Linked DNA regions of Homo sapiens: all the other regions are linked to region 3. Evidence: chromatin contacts called from ENCODE Hi-C or POLR2A ChIA-PET data. All regions are on one chromosome and are shown on one strand. The core of a region is the stretch at or near the end of the contact, and the rest is flanking DNA. Distances in the headings are between cores, read along the strand shown.

What was found. Hi-C counts contacts between places; a loop is a spot of excess contacts on that map. ChIA-PET counts read pairs that join two places held with the same protein, here RNA polymerase II (POLR2A). Pooled maps may share reads with other maps.
Region 1: a map with no recorded cell type shows a loop between it and region 3 (4-fold over the local background). The contact joins the promoter of NSD1 here to the promoter of N4BP3 in region 3. A Hi-C loop is called at or near these places in 1 of 37 single-sample maps with no recorded cell type and 3 of 50 pooled maps. POLR2A ChIA-PET finds 5 or more read pairs at or near these places in 3 of 52 experiments (GM12878, OCI-LY7 and endothelial cell of umbilical vein).
Region 2: a pooled map shows a loop between it and region 3 (4-fold over the local background). The contact joins the promoter of GRK6 here to the promoter of N4BP3 in region 3. A Hi-C loop is called at or near these places in 3 of 37 single-sample maps with no recorded cell type and 4 of 50 pooled maps. POLR2A ChIA-PET finds 5 or more read pairs at or near these places in 4 of 52 experiments (GM12878, H1, WTC11 and 1 more).

The regions. Positions count from the first base shown.
Region 1 is chr5:177,131,066-177,135,718 of GRCh38, forward strand. It overlaps NSD1 (nuclear receptor binding SET domain protein 1), which reads left to right and starts at 2,708. Exons shown (of 23, transcript NM_022455.5): 1 at 2,708-2,887; 2 at 4,022-4,653. The coding sequence starts at 4,039. RefSeq lists enhancers at 1,699-2,250, 1,743-2,037, 2,251-2,804, 2,805-3,356, 3,357-3,910 and 1 more and silencers at 2,074-2,743, 2,824-2,983, 3,044-3,343.
Region 2 is chr5:177,425,202-177,430,012 of GRCh38, forward strand. It overlaps GRK6 (G protein-coupled receptor kinase 6), which reads left to right and starts at 1,475. Exons shown (of 16, transcript NM_001004106.3): 1 at 1,475-1,696. The coding sequence starts at 1,645. RefSeq lists enhancers at 559-728, 1,149-1,688 and a silencer at 1,399-2,048.
Region 3 is chr5:178,110,449-178,114,798 of GRCh38, forward strand. N4BP3 (NEDD4 binding protein 3) reads left to right here and starts at 3,084. Exons shown (of 5, transcript NM_015111.2): 1 at 3,084-3,323. RefSeq lists silencers at 2,824-3,373, 3,454-3,773, 4,124-4,173 and enhancers at 4,212-4,350, 4,254-4,313.

The sequences.
Region 1 (4,653 bases), core at 1,458-3,957, 980 kb before region 3:
GCCCTCAGGATGGTTAGTGGCAAAGTAAAGGACTGGGAGGAGCATTGATGAATTGGGGCAATTGGCAGAGGAGTAACTGTCAGTCAAAATGATTGGCTCAAATTATTAGGTGTGAAGAAGGAACCAGTCAGAGCTTGCCTGTTGAGTCGAATTGCCCAGATGGGATTAGCAGGGTGAGTGACCCTAGCAGAACAAAGAGCTGGCCCTTGTAGGTATAGACTCGACTTTTCTCTGGTTGGTCCCAACACATAGACAACTACCAACCTGACTTTGCACCTGAGAATCTTCAGGGTACCTCAGACTCTTCAACAGAAGGAGCCTCCCTGAGGTCACAGCCCTCTCATCAGTCCCGTTCCAGTGGGCACTTTCCCTCTAACAAAGCCCACTTGCTGTCTTGGCAGGGTCTGCATCCGGCACTTGCAGACATGTGCTAAGGGCCTGTTGACTTGGGAGCCTCCATCACTGGACTGTGGGCCTTGGAGAGCAAAAGGGTAAGAGCATCTCGAGCTCCACGCCTGCTGGGCCAGTCGCTGGCTGAAGGCAGGGGAAGGATGGAGTTTAGCTGGCCAGCACTAATGTCACACAGGGCAACGCCAAAAATGGCCTTTCTCCCAGGTGGGCTCAAAGTTAACAGAAGGCAGTGAGTAAACAGTCCACTGGGGCAATAACTATGCACATTTACTAAGCCATGGGAAGAATAGTAGTCACGTGGCCCTCGAGGGCGGTGCCCTCAGCTTGAGATGGAGTTAACTCCAAATCTAATCACAGAAGGCTTTCTGGAGGAGGCGGAATTTTTATGGCGGCCGGATCCGGCTTTCTCTGAACAGCGAGAAGGCGCTTAGCGCCCTAGGGACCAGGTAACTCCTGAGGTGAGCTTCTTGGTGGGGATCAAGCCCAGGGGGCGACGGAGTCCGGGCTGGGGGAAGGGCCCGAGGGGCTGGAGTCGCAAGTTCAGGCCCAGCTTGGGCTCCCTGTCCCGCCCTTCCGCTGTCTTGGGGGATTGGACGCCACGCGGTCGTGCTAGATTCGGTGCTGCGGGCCCGGTGCAGGATGCAGGCCGTGAGGCCCCAGGCCGAGGGCTGCGCCAGCGGGCTTGTCCCGGCCAGCCGGGCGGTCCCGTGTCCCGGCGCAGCTCCGCTGGGGTCCAGATGCCCGGCCCTCAGGGGCGAGGCGCGCACTCCCCGGGGAACCGGGCTGCGGAGCAGGCGGCCCGCTCTGGGCGGCGGTGGCACGAGAGGGCCATCTGCCTGGGTGCCGAGAACTGCAGCGTCCGCGGTGCGAGGCGCGGCCCGTCCCGTCCCGGCCCCCAGCCCGGCGCGCACGCACATACCCACGCCGGCCGGCGCCCGCTGCCCGAGCCCCCGTGCCAGGCCCAGACCTTGACTAGGCGCGGGAGGCGGTGCAGGGACTAGAGGACCCCCTCCCCCGGCGTTCCCCTCGCCCCGCCCGAGGCTGCGAGGACCCCTGGGCTCGGGGGTGGTGAGGGAGCTTCGTCCCGGCTGGGCCCGGGCTGGGGACTCGGCCTCCCTGGGCGGGGGCCGCACGGCTGCAGGCCGAGGTGCGGACGCGCTGTCAGGCTGCAGCCCGGCTCGGTGCCGGGGGTGGGCTCAGCGCTGGGGTCGCCTGGCTTCGTTCCCCCGCGGAGGCCACGGCCGGGCGAGCAGTGCCGGGGCGGGTAACCCGACCCGGCTCCCCAGAGCCGCTCACCCCGCACGGCCCGGCAAGGGGAGGGAGAGGGATGGGGGGAGGGGGAAGGGAAGGGGTGGTGGGTGAGGGGCTGTGGGCACCGCAGGGCCGAGTCCCCGGCCCGTCTGCGCTGCTGTAGGGCGGCTGCCCGCGGCACCCGGGACGATCCAGCCTCTGCCTCGCGGGCGTCGAGCCTGAGACAGGAGGGAGCCCTGGGGCTGCACAGGCTTGGCTCAGGGAGGCAGACCCGAGCTGCTGCCTCCATTTTGTTTCCTGCTCAGCTTGGTCTGTGGTGGTGGTGGTGGTGGTGGTGTGGGTTTGGGGTGCGGCCGGGTAGGGGGTTCGCCTGCGGCCGCGTCTGCTCGGGGCCTGAGGCCTCGAAGACCCCAGCCCAAGCCCCCAGGTGAGCCCTGCGGCAGGAGGGGGGTTGCCTTGGCCTCGGGCCGAACCCAGCGGGCTGAGGGCAGGTGCCCAGTGGATGGGGAGCCTGGGCTGTAACCTAAGATGGAGGCCGGGACTGACGCGGGCCCGAGCAGGGCTGGCGGGACGATCGGACAGGCCTCAGCCGCGCCAGGTGCCGCCTGGGTTGGGGTTCGAGACGCGTAGGGTGCGGGAGCCGTGTGCGGCCCGAGGCCAGCGCCGTGCCCCGAGGTAGGTGAGGGGATCGGAATGCCACCCACGACGCCCGCAGGCCCCGACACTCCAAGGAGGCGCGCGAGGCCCCTGGGGAGCCCGCCTCAGGCCCCGCCCGGGCAGCCGGGCCGGCCCGTAGGCCCCGGCCGCGAGCGGGCGCGCAGGGGGAGGGGAGGGGGCGGCAGCGGCAGCTCCGCTGATTGGGCGGCGCTCTCACAAGCCCGACTTCACCCGCCCTGAACCCCGAAGAGTGAGAGAAGGGAACGCGCGCGCTCGGTGGGGGAAGGGGTGCGCGCGCACTCGGGGCCCAGCCGCACGCGGGCCGGCGCGAGGCGCTCGGTCGCACGCGCGGCCGCGGGGGCGCGCGCGGTGGGGGTGTGAGGAGGAGGAGGCGGCGGCGGAATAGGCCGGGGCAGGTCGCGCTCGCTGCCTTCTCCCCTGAAGAGAGACGCGGGGGGAGGGGGGTGCGGCGAGCGGCCCCGCTCTCTCCCCACCGCTCCGCTCGCACCCCAGTGTAATGAGGGTCACCCCCTCCCCCCAGCTGGCCCGGGAGGGGGCGCGGGGCACGGTAACTAGTGCGCTGGGGTGGGCGGCGGGCAGGCGCGAGGAGAAGGGAGGGAGGAGGGTGGCCGGGCGGGGAAGATGGTGGTGGCCGTAAGGTGAGGGGCTCGGGGGAGGGCCAGGCGCGATGCGGGGTTGGTGGCCGGCGGCGCTGCAGCCGCCGGCCTCCTCCCCCTCCCCCTCCTCCATCACTACCAGCCGGGCTCAGGCCTAGCTGGCCGGGCTGCCGCGAACTTCCTCCCGGCGCGGCCCGTGCCCCGCCGGCCGCCTGCGAACACCTCGGCCTCCGCCTCCCCTCAGGTAGCAGGCTGCGGGGCGCGGGGCCGGCTGCCCTCCCGCAGCAAACTTTGCTTGCTGCTGAATATTGATGAGAGCGATCGGCTCGGCTGGGAGGTGCTGCCGCGGCTGCGGGAAGGAGCGCGGCCCGGGCAGGCGGCGGCGGCGTCGGCAGCAGCCATGTTTTTCGAGCTGTAGCAGCTGCTGCTACCCTGACTGGGCTTCGCTGGCCGCCTCGGTTTCTCCCTCTGCCGGGTCCAGGCCTCTTCGCCCTGCAGCTGCGGATCCAGCAGGCCTGCATTCAGGAAGGCGAGCTCTGGGGTGCAGCCGCCTCGGCCGGCTCGCCTGCGGCCTGCGCACCGCCGCTGCAAAGGCTCCGGCGCTGGCTGGGCGCAGGGTGCAGCGCTATTGTGACCGCTGCGCCCTAGCGAGCCAGGAAGGGGGGGGTACCTTTTTGTGCAGGGTCCAGGAGCCCCCCTCGGACCCCGCAGCCTTTTGCTTTTGAGAGATCCAGCTGCTCGACCCCTGGCGAGGGAGGGGGAGGACTAGTCCTGTTTGAGAATTGGGAATTTTGACGGGCAGAGGGGTTTTAATTTTAGTTCATCCCAAGTGTCCACCAGTCTACAGAGGAGGAAAAAGAGACGGGCTGTTTCTATGTAGCAGGATCGGCCCAGCTTCGGGAAAATGGAGTTTTCAGAGGCTCATCGAGGCCATTTTTTCATCTCCAGTCGGGGGAACTTTTTCTGCCCATGGAAGTGCAGCAGAAAGGCATAGAGGCCACTAGGCCTTGAAGTGGCTGCCATTTTAAAGAGTCGAGTCAGATGGCCTATTAACTCAGATTAATTGCTGTGCTTTTGGATTCCAGGTTGATGCCGGCCCAGGATGGATCAGACCTGTGAACTACCCAGAAGAAATTGTCTGCTGCCCTTTTCCAATCCAGTGAATTTAGATGCCCCTGAAGACAAGGACAGCCCTTTCGGTAATGGTCAATCCAATTTTTCTGAGCCACTTAATGGGTGTACTATGCAGTTATCGACTGTCAGTGGAACATCCCAAAATGCTTATGGACAAGATTCTCCATCTTGTTACATTCCACTGCGGAGACTACAGGATTTGGCCTCCATGATCAATGTAGAGTATTTAAATGGGTCTGCTGATGGATCAGAATCCTTTCAAGACCCTGAAAAAAGTGATTCAAGAGCTCAGACGCCAATTGTTTGCACTTCCTTGAGTCCTGGTGGTCCTACAGCACTTGCTATGAAACAGGAACCCTCTTGTAATAACTCCCCTGAACTCCAGGTAAAAGTAACAAAGACTATCAAGAATGGCTTTCTGCACTTTGAGAATTTTACTTGTGTGGACGATGCAGATGTAGATTCTGAAATGGACCCAGAACAGCCAGTCACAGAGGATGAGAGTATAGAGGAGATCTTTGAGGAAACTCAGACCAATGCCACCTGCAATTATGAGACTAAATCAGAGAATGGTGTAAAAGTG
Region 2 (4,811 bases), core at 225-2,724, 690 kb before region 3:
AGGAATCCACCAGAGTGATATTTTTAAAATATAAATCATTCTTTCAAATGTTTCACATTTCACTTAGCAAAAACACTTCAGCCTCCTGGACGTGTTCACAGTCCTCCATGACCTAGCTAGTGCCTTTGCTCCTTCTGTCTCATCTCAGACCACTGGGCCCAGAAGCTGCGGACGCCTTCTCCTATTCCCTGAACACACCACTTAGTCTGGCTTAGAGCCTCTGCGTTTGCTGTTGCTTCTACTGGATCCGCTCAAATGTCACACCCTGAGAGTGTCACACACTCTCTTAACGTCCGAAGAGCAGTTGTCACTCTCTGAAACCATCTATTTGTTTATTTACAGAATAATTACCTTTATCTCACCCTGCCCTCACTTGCTCCCTCCACTTCTAGCAAGTAAGCAGGGAGCCTGGCTATCTTGCTGCCATCACTGTGTTCTCCAGCACCTGGCTTGGTGCCTGGCACAGAGGTGTTGCTCTGTATTTTCGGATGAATGAATGCATAGGAACTAGAGAAGCCTAGATGGATCCGGCTCTGCCTTACTCGCGGAGTTTGGGCAAGCCTGTTTCCTGCTGCGTGAAGTAGGGGGTGGAGGAAGCGGGGTGTTAAGCTACAAGGTGTTGATTAGCTGTAAGATTTCAGCCTTGTTTTCTCCGTAGTCTTCGGGCTGGAGCCAGCCACTTGACGTCCGGCGCCTCAGCTCCCCACCTGTATAATGGGTGTGAACTCATCCCGAGGTCTAGGGGTGGTAGCGCTGCCTTATAAGGCGGCAGAGGCCGAGGGAAGGCGAGGCCGAGTGGGTGGAGAGAAATCACAACATCCGGCTGCGGGGGCTGGGCGGGGCGCCTGCGGCGACCGGGCAAGAGGTCGGGGAACGGCTGCGAGGCCGCAGCCTCCTCCCTGTCTCTCCCTCTTTCGATGTGCGCCCTCCTGATTGGGGCCGACCCAAGGGAATACGGCCACACAAGTGGACCAAACAAACTCGCTGCCAGCCCGCAGGAGGCCCAGGATACGGAGCGCGTCCCCGACAAAACCCTAGAAAAGCCGTCTGCGAGCCAAAGGCCGCCGGGCCACACCTTCAGGCGACGACCCAATCAAAATGCAGTACTTGAGATGACGGACGTCTTCTTCACCCAATCACATATTCGGCCTCCTGGGCGTGCCCCAGAGTACCCACCTCCATTGTCCCGGCTGAGGGCTCGGCCCTAATTGGCAGTTTGGTATCCTACGAAAGCCTAGAAATTCGAACCTAGGGGCTGAACCCCGCCCTCAGACCAACCAGGAAGAGGTGACGTGATTGGTCCCGCCCCCGTACTTCTTTGAGCGAGTCCCCAGCTGGGGGGGCGGGGGAAAAAATGAAGAGGAAGACTAATGGGAAGACGGCGCGGGGAGCTTCTGCCCGGTGATTGGTCAAATGAGGTAAACAGAGGGCGGGGCAGGGCGGGCCAGCGCCGGGGTGGCCCCCGGGAGGGGGCGGAGAGTGCGCGGCTGGCTGCGGCGGCCGGGGAGGCCGGGGAGGCCGCGGCGCGGTCACTGCGAGCCGAGCCGAGCCGCGCCGAGCCGCGCCGATCGCCATCCGGCCTCGGCACTCGCGCGCGATCCCGGCCGGCGGCGCGGCCCGGCGGGCCAGGCGGCGCCACAGCCCATGGAGCTCGAGAACATCGTAGCGAACACGGTGCTACTCAAGGCCCGGGAAGGTGAGGCGGCCGGGTGGGCGGCCGGGCCCGGGTGCGTGGAGCGCGAGTGCGCTGCGTCTGAGCTCCGCAGGGCTACCCAGCCGTCGGATCCCCTAGGCCCGCGGGCCCTGCGCCTTACACCCCGCCCAGACACGAGCCTTTCCGGCCCGTCGTCTTCCTCCTCCGCACCTGCCCCCGGGATTCGGGGCCCAGGAAGGGGCGGGGGTCAGGCCGCCGCCCTCGCGGCGGGTGGGGGTGAAGGAGTGAAAGAAGGTGAGACGAAGAGGGAAGGGTGGGACCGGAGCCCCAGGAGAGCCTGTCTGAGAGGCAAGCCTCCTCCAGGGGAGAGGTGTAAAGATGCCCCACGTGCCAGGGGCCCAGACCCCAGCACCCTAGCCTAATCCCGCGCAAAGTTGGCGATAGGTAAAGCTGGAGAATGAATAAACGGACCCTCTGCGTAGCACAGCCCACCTGACTTGGGGAAACTCCTGGCCACAAATGCTACTTATAGGACTGCCACTTGCTCCGTGCCTCAGGACACTGAGGGCAGAGGTGAATGGATATTTGCCCTCAGGGAGCCCATGGTCTAGTGGGGCTAGCGGACACAGAAAGAAGTGGGAGCAGAGCATGCTGCTCTGTCAGTATTGTAAGCTCAGAGGTCTGGCTGGGGAAACCAGTCTGGTGGACCGAGTGTGTGTGTAGCTCCTCGTGGCTCCCACCCCAGATGTTATCAGGCACTTGCTCTGTGCAGGTCCTGGGAGACACAGAAGGACCAGATCGGGTCCTCACTGCCTTGTGGTCAGTCTGCCCCCACCTGCCACACTCCACCTCAGTAACATGATCACTGACCACCCACTCTGCCCCACCTTTTCCAGGGTGCTGGGGAAGCAGCAGTAAACAAGACCCATCTTTTTGGAACTCCAGGGCAAGGAGGGAGATTGTGACAGTTTTTCCACCCTTTGCTGGGCTTCCAGGCTTAAAAAGTCATCTGCTTCACCTTTCTACCATATTTTACATGTGGGAAGCTGAGGCTCAAACCAGGGATTAGCATCAGTCACACAGCAAGATTGTGATTGACTCGGGCCTAAGACACAGGATGACCGGCACAGTCTATAGGAAGCCCAGAGGAACTTTCAGCTGGGTGCTACACCTGGCACCCCGTGCCCACCAAGTGCTCTGGCGAGGTGCAGCCCAGAAATGGCATGGCAGGCTGGGTCCTCATTGCCTGGGGAGCCTGTCTTATCCCCTGTCCCTTATCGAGCCCATGGGCTAGGCCTTCCTCCCAGCCTCTGGGGGCATCTGCCGATTCTGTTCTGCCTCGTCATCCAACCAGCCAGGGAGGAGGGGTGGGGAGGGCCGAAACAGGCCTTCTTCCCTAGGGCTGTAGCCAGTTAAGGCCTCAGGCCTGCTGATGGCACTGCCTGGCCGGAGAGTGTGGGTACCTTTGGACAAGCTTTGTCAGGCCATGGGCAAGGCACAGGGTGGTATGGCCAGACTGGGGACTGGTACCTCCACTAGAGAACCCTTACGACAACCTGGCTCTGCCCCTCCCACCTGCATGGCTTTTTTTTGAGACAGAGTCTCACTGTGTCACCCAGGCTGGAGTGCAGGGCTCACTGCAACCTCCGCCTCCTGGGTTCAAGTGACTCTCCTCCCTCAGCCTCCCAAGTAGCTGGGACTACAGGTGCATGCCACCACACCCAGCTAATTTTTGTATTTATAGCACAGATGGGTTTCACCATGTTGGCCTGGCTGGTCTTGAACTCCTGACCTCAAGTGATCCGCCTGCCTCTGGCCTCCCTAATTGCTGGGATTATAGGCATGAGCCACCGCGCCTGGCCGACCTGCATGACTTTAAACATGTCTCTTCTTTCTCAACTTCAGTACCCCTTTTTGTGGAACGGTTGGGGGTGGGACATAAAGACTAAAGGAAACCCTGATTGTCACTGAGTCCTGAGCCCAGGCGCCTGGACGGGCTGCATCAGAACCACCTCATGAACTGGCTTTTCATGAGCTTGAGGCTGGGGCCCCTGACGGCTTCTCAAGTGATCTGAGGCCCCAGGTGGGGTTTGGGAACCCTTGGTGTGTGTATACAGTTGGCACCTAATAGATGCCAGCCATGTTTGGGGTGGGAAAGGAGCTTGGGTTGTGGCCATAGGGAGCTGGGTACGAATCCTGTACCCAGGATTGGTCTCTGGGCTTGGTCATCTTGGGTATACTCTGGGCTTGGTCATCTTGGGTGAATTGATTCCTCACTTCAGAATCTCAGTTTTCATATAAAATTGGGCCTGCTCTGGCAGAGTTGCTGTGAGGATGGAGTGGGACAACGCTGGGGCTTGAGACCTCCCTCAGTACCCCTTCTCTTCCCAGGCACTCAGAGGCATGGGGAGGGGGCCCAGGGACACTGAAAGGGGACAGGGAGGGTGGGGAAGAGCTCCACTGACTGGGCAGCCCAGGACAGGATATTTGCATGTGACTCTTTGCTGCTGCCTTGATGTGGCTGGGAGGGGGGAGGAGGAAGTAACTGAGGGTGGGAGGCTGGCGGATGGAGGGTTGGGTGAGGGACCTGTGGGTGTGGGGGAGGAGTTCCCCTTCTGGGAAGGCCTTGCCCTGGGTTGAGGGGTGGGTGTCTGTTGCTCACTCACAGTGAAGCAATGACTGCAGGGCATGTTCGCAGGAGGCCTCTAGCAAGTTTCTCAATGGGCCCCTGCAGTACTTCCTTCTCCAGGCAGCTTAGGTCGGGGAGTCATCTAGGGACCTAGCCTTGCCCCCTCCCTAGAAGGCAACTTCTGCCCTTGTACCACCTGCCCTCACCCAGGCCAGATGGATACAGGACTAGAAAGCCAGAGGGGAAACTGAGGCCCAGCATGAGAAAGTGGTTGTCTAAGGTTGCCATGGCGTTGTTGGAGTTGGGGTTCACCTCTTGACTCAGCCCTACTTGATGTGGACAGTGTCTCCCATTCACTACGTAACACACATGGAGAAGCTGAGGTTCACAGATAGCGAGTGATGGGCCACAGTGTGAATCAGAGATTCAGACCCAGCTCTGGGAGGCTCAGGCCCCTTCCACCCTCCTCAACCTGGTGGCCCACAGGCCACACACATTTGGCTAGCTCCCTGACACATTTTATTTGGC
Region 3 (4,350 bases), core at 1,834-4,333:
CTCTCTCTCTTCCTCATGCCATTTCTTGCAAGTGGATTCTTATAAGAACCTTCATTCAAACCCTCTCATAAACATCTCTATCACTGTCTCTCCCACTCAGTTGACAGAATGAACACCTTCTCGGCAGCTTCCAGCTTCCAGGTCCTCCTTGGCCCCATTTCTTTCCCTAGAGACCCAGGGGACCCGACCTCCCTGCCTGCCTGTGCCACCTCACAGGCCCCACGTCCAGCTGCGTGCACAAGCTCCTCTCTCTCAATGCTTCGGAGGCTCCCAGCGCCCACTTCAAGAGGCTTCTCTGGGTCTGCTCTCGGTTGCCACCTTCGTCCCTTCCCACCACTAACCTTTCCCACCCAGGGCTTGGACCTTGCTAGCAAGCTGAACGTGCCCTGCCTTCTCTAGCCCTGCTATCTGCTCTGCTGGGAACACTCCTCAGTGGAAATGCTTCCAGGACCATCTCAAAAACCATTGCTCCAGTGAGGCCTTTCCTTGGGTCCCCCAAACAGCCAAACAGGTTCTTGCTCTGAAACTTTATCTGTCCCAGTGAGTAACCCTACCAGACTGGCTCCTCAAGGGCTGAGACCCACAGCAGCTATTAATGAGTTTTCTTAGACAAGTATTCTGAAGTCTGGCAGTTCTATTAGAAATTCTGGCCGGGCGTGGTGGCTCACGCCTGTAATCCCAGCACTTTGGGAGGCCGAGGCAGGTGGATCACCTGAGGTCGGGAGTTCAAGACCAGCCTGACCAACCCCGTCTCTACTAAAAATACAAAATTAGCCGGGCATGGTGGCACACACCTGTGCCAACCAGCTACTCGGGAGGCTGAGACAGAAGACTCGCTTGAACCTGGGAGGGGGAGGTTGCAGTGAGCTGAGATCACGCCATTGCACTTCAGCCTAGGCAACAAGGGTGAAACTCCATCTCAAAAAAAAAAAAAAGTTGCCGGGCGCAGTGGCTTATGCCTGTAATCCTAGCACTTTGGGAGGCCAAGGGGGGGTGGATCACGAGGTCAGGGGATCGAGATCATCCTGGCTAACATGGTGAAACCCCATCTCCACTAAAAATACAAAAAATTAGCCGAGTGTGGTGGTGGGCACCCGTAGTCCCAGCTATTTGGGATGCTGAGGCAGGAGAATGGCGTGAACCCGGGAAGCGGAGCTTGCAGCGAGCTGAGATCGCACCACTGCACTCCAGCCTGGGCGACAGAGCAAGACTCCATCTCAAAAAAAAAGTTCTTTCAGCCAGGCATGGTGGCTCACGCCTGTACTCCCAGCACACTGAGAGGCTGAGGCAGGCAAATCATTTGCCTTAATTGATTTGCCCACCTCGTCTTCCCAAAGTGCTGGGATTACAGGCGTGAGCCGCCATGCCTGGCCAGAAGTTCTTCCTAGAGGTTCTATGCTGTCCTAGCAAGAATTGGTAAGAACAGCATAGAACACAAGGGGTTGCAAATTTGTGGGCCGTAGACCAAATCTGTTCCACAAGTGACAAGATGTTTTTTAATTGAGGTAAAATGTGCATACCATAAAATTAGCCGTTTTAAAGCAAACAATTCAATGACATTTGTATATTCATAACGTTGTGCAACCACCACCTCTGTCAGGCTCCAAAACATTTTCCTCATCCCAGAAGGAAACCCTATGCTTGTTAGGCAATCACTCTGCCTTTCTCTCTCCCCACAGCCTCTGGCTCTAATCTGCTTTCTGTTTGTCTGGATTTACTTATTATAAATGGCATCATTAACACATGTGGGCTTTGTGTCTGGTTTCTTTCACTTGCCATGTTTTGGAGGTTTATCCATGTTGTAGCAGGTATCATCAGTGTTTCATTCCTCTTTTTCTTTTCTTTTCTTTCTTTTTTTTTTTGAGACAGGCTTACGCCATCATCCAGGCTGGAGTGTAGTGGCACAATCTCCGTTCATTGCAACTCTGCCTCCTGGGTTCAAGCAATTCTCCTACCTTAGCCTCCCGAGTAGCTGGGATTACAGGCTCGCTCCACCATGCCTGGCTAATGTTTGGTGTTTTTGGTAGAGATAGAATTTCGCCATGTTGGCCAGGCTGGTCTCAAACTCCTGACCTCAAGTGAGCCGCCTGCCTCGGCCTCCCAAAATGCTAGGATTACAGGGGTGAGCCACCACATCAGGTCTTTTTTTTTTTAAGATAGAGATGGAGTTTTGTGAGTTGCCCAGGCTGTTCCTGAACTCCTGGCCTCCAAAAGTGCTGGGAGAGTTCAGACATGAGTCATCACATGGCGTTCATTTCTTTTTTATGGCTGAATAATATTCCACTGAATGGATCTACCATTGTTTGCTTACACCCTCATCAATTGTTAGTTTGGGCTGTTTCCACCTTTTGGCTCTTTGACTATTGTGACTAGTACTGCCAAGAACATTACTTGTTTGAGGACTATAATTGCCGGATCATATGGTAACTCTATGCTTAACTTTTGAATTAGAAACGGTGTTTTAATTTTTCGAATATGACTCCTTTACGTGTCTGTGTCTGTTTCCATGTCTTCCTACTGTCTTAGTAGGAAGCTCACGACTCATTTGCGTAATTTTTCTGGCCCCTGAAGGCACCTGATTTTGCTGCCCCTAGAATACTTTGGAGGCAAAAAGAAAATAACTCTGTGCCCAATTCAGCCAGAGTCGTGGGGTAAAATCTTTTCACTTCTCAAAGTACTACTGTGGTTCATCCCCAAAGGGGGGAAATCAGGTTTTCCGGAGAGGAGGCGGCTACAATTAGGGAGGTGAGGGACCTCACGCGCCTCTTCCTTAGAGGAGGCGGGCGAGGCGAACGGCGGAGGAGGAGAAGCGGGGGCGCTGTGCGCTCTCTGGGGCGTGGGCCGCGCTCGGGGCTGCCCACCCCTCGGGAACGAGCCGGGGCGCTCAAGGAGGCAGCGACGCGAGGCGCAGCCGGTCCAGGTTTCGCCCGCCACCGCCGTGCGGCGCCTCTGCGGGTCAGGGCCGGGGGCGCGGTCGGGGCCGGGCGGGGCCCAGGTTGGCTCGCGGGTAGGCGGCCCCGCCCCCCACATCCGGGGGCCGGGGCCGGGCTGTGGGCTTGCCGCGCGCCGGTGAGTCAGGCCGGGTTTTCCCTCCGCCTTTGGGGCAGGCGATCGAGCGCCGCGGAGCGCGTCCCTCCCTCGCCAATCCGGCTCCGGCGCCGGCGCCCGCCCGCGTTTTCCCGGCGCCTGCCGCTCCGCCGCTCCGACCCGGCACGCAGTCCCGGCCCGAGCCGACGCCTTGCAGGAGGGTTCAAATCCGCGCGGGGGAGCTGCGACGCGCAAGGGCTGCGGAGCCGCGGGCCGGCGAGCGCGTCGCCACCATGGTAAGTGGGGCGCGCGAGGGGCTGGGGACCCGGGCTGGACTCGGGGGGTGGGGAGGGGTGGGGCGGGTCGCCAAGGTCTTGTTTTCGGGCGTCCTTGGCAAAGCTGCTGTCCCGCTGGCCGAGGCTCCCGTCTGAGAGATGGGCGGGGGTGGCAAGGTGCGGCGTGCGCCCAGGTGTCCCCTGCTCCCGGTCACCGAGGCACCGGATCGGGGACCGACCCCGATGCTCCGCTGGAGGGGCAGGCGGCAGGCTACCTTGCTCTCCCCAACCCCTGCAAACGCGCTTTCCAGGGAGCAGCGCGCGGGACCCCTGCGCCACGGCTGGGTGGGGCAGGCGTCCTTGGCGCCGGCGTCTGACCTCGGCCTCCGCCCCCCGGCCCAGCCGCTCCCGGCAGGCCTCAGGGAGGGGCCAGGAGGAGACGCGCCTCCCACCCCGCCCCCCAGGTAGCTCCGGGACCTCCCGCAGCTTTGGGGAACCCTCGCCTTCACCCCTGCTTTCCTGACACAAATTCCGTGGGGATGCAACCTCGTTTGCCCCTCTGACTTCCCCATGAGATCTCTCGCTTCCTCCCACACCTCCTTTATCCCCCAACCCCCTGCCGGTCCACCAGGCTGCAGCTGCGGGTCTGCGGGTAGGGGACATTCCTAGGTCTTGACCGCCAGAGCACCCGGTCCAGTCCCGGCCACAGCCTTTGGCCCAAGTGAGGGCTGGCCTGGGGACAAGCCGAAATCAGGGCCCTGGCTGTATCCAGAAAGAGAACTGAGACCCGTTGCCTCCCACTGGGCCACCCCCCGACCCCAACCACATAGGAACAGATTGGGCCTGGCTGTCCTCGGGAGGGAGCGGACGCAGGAGGCCATCCTGGGCGCGGTTATCAGCCTCCTCCCAGGGCCCTCCCAGGCAGGGCTTCTCTACCGGCTGGCAGCGTGTGGTGTGCATGTGCCAGACTGTGAATGAATGCGGCCAGCCTGCCTCTGCCACCGCCTCTAGAGCTAGCATAGCGACTCGGAGTCCCCATGAGGCAGGT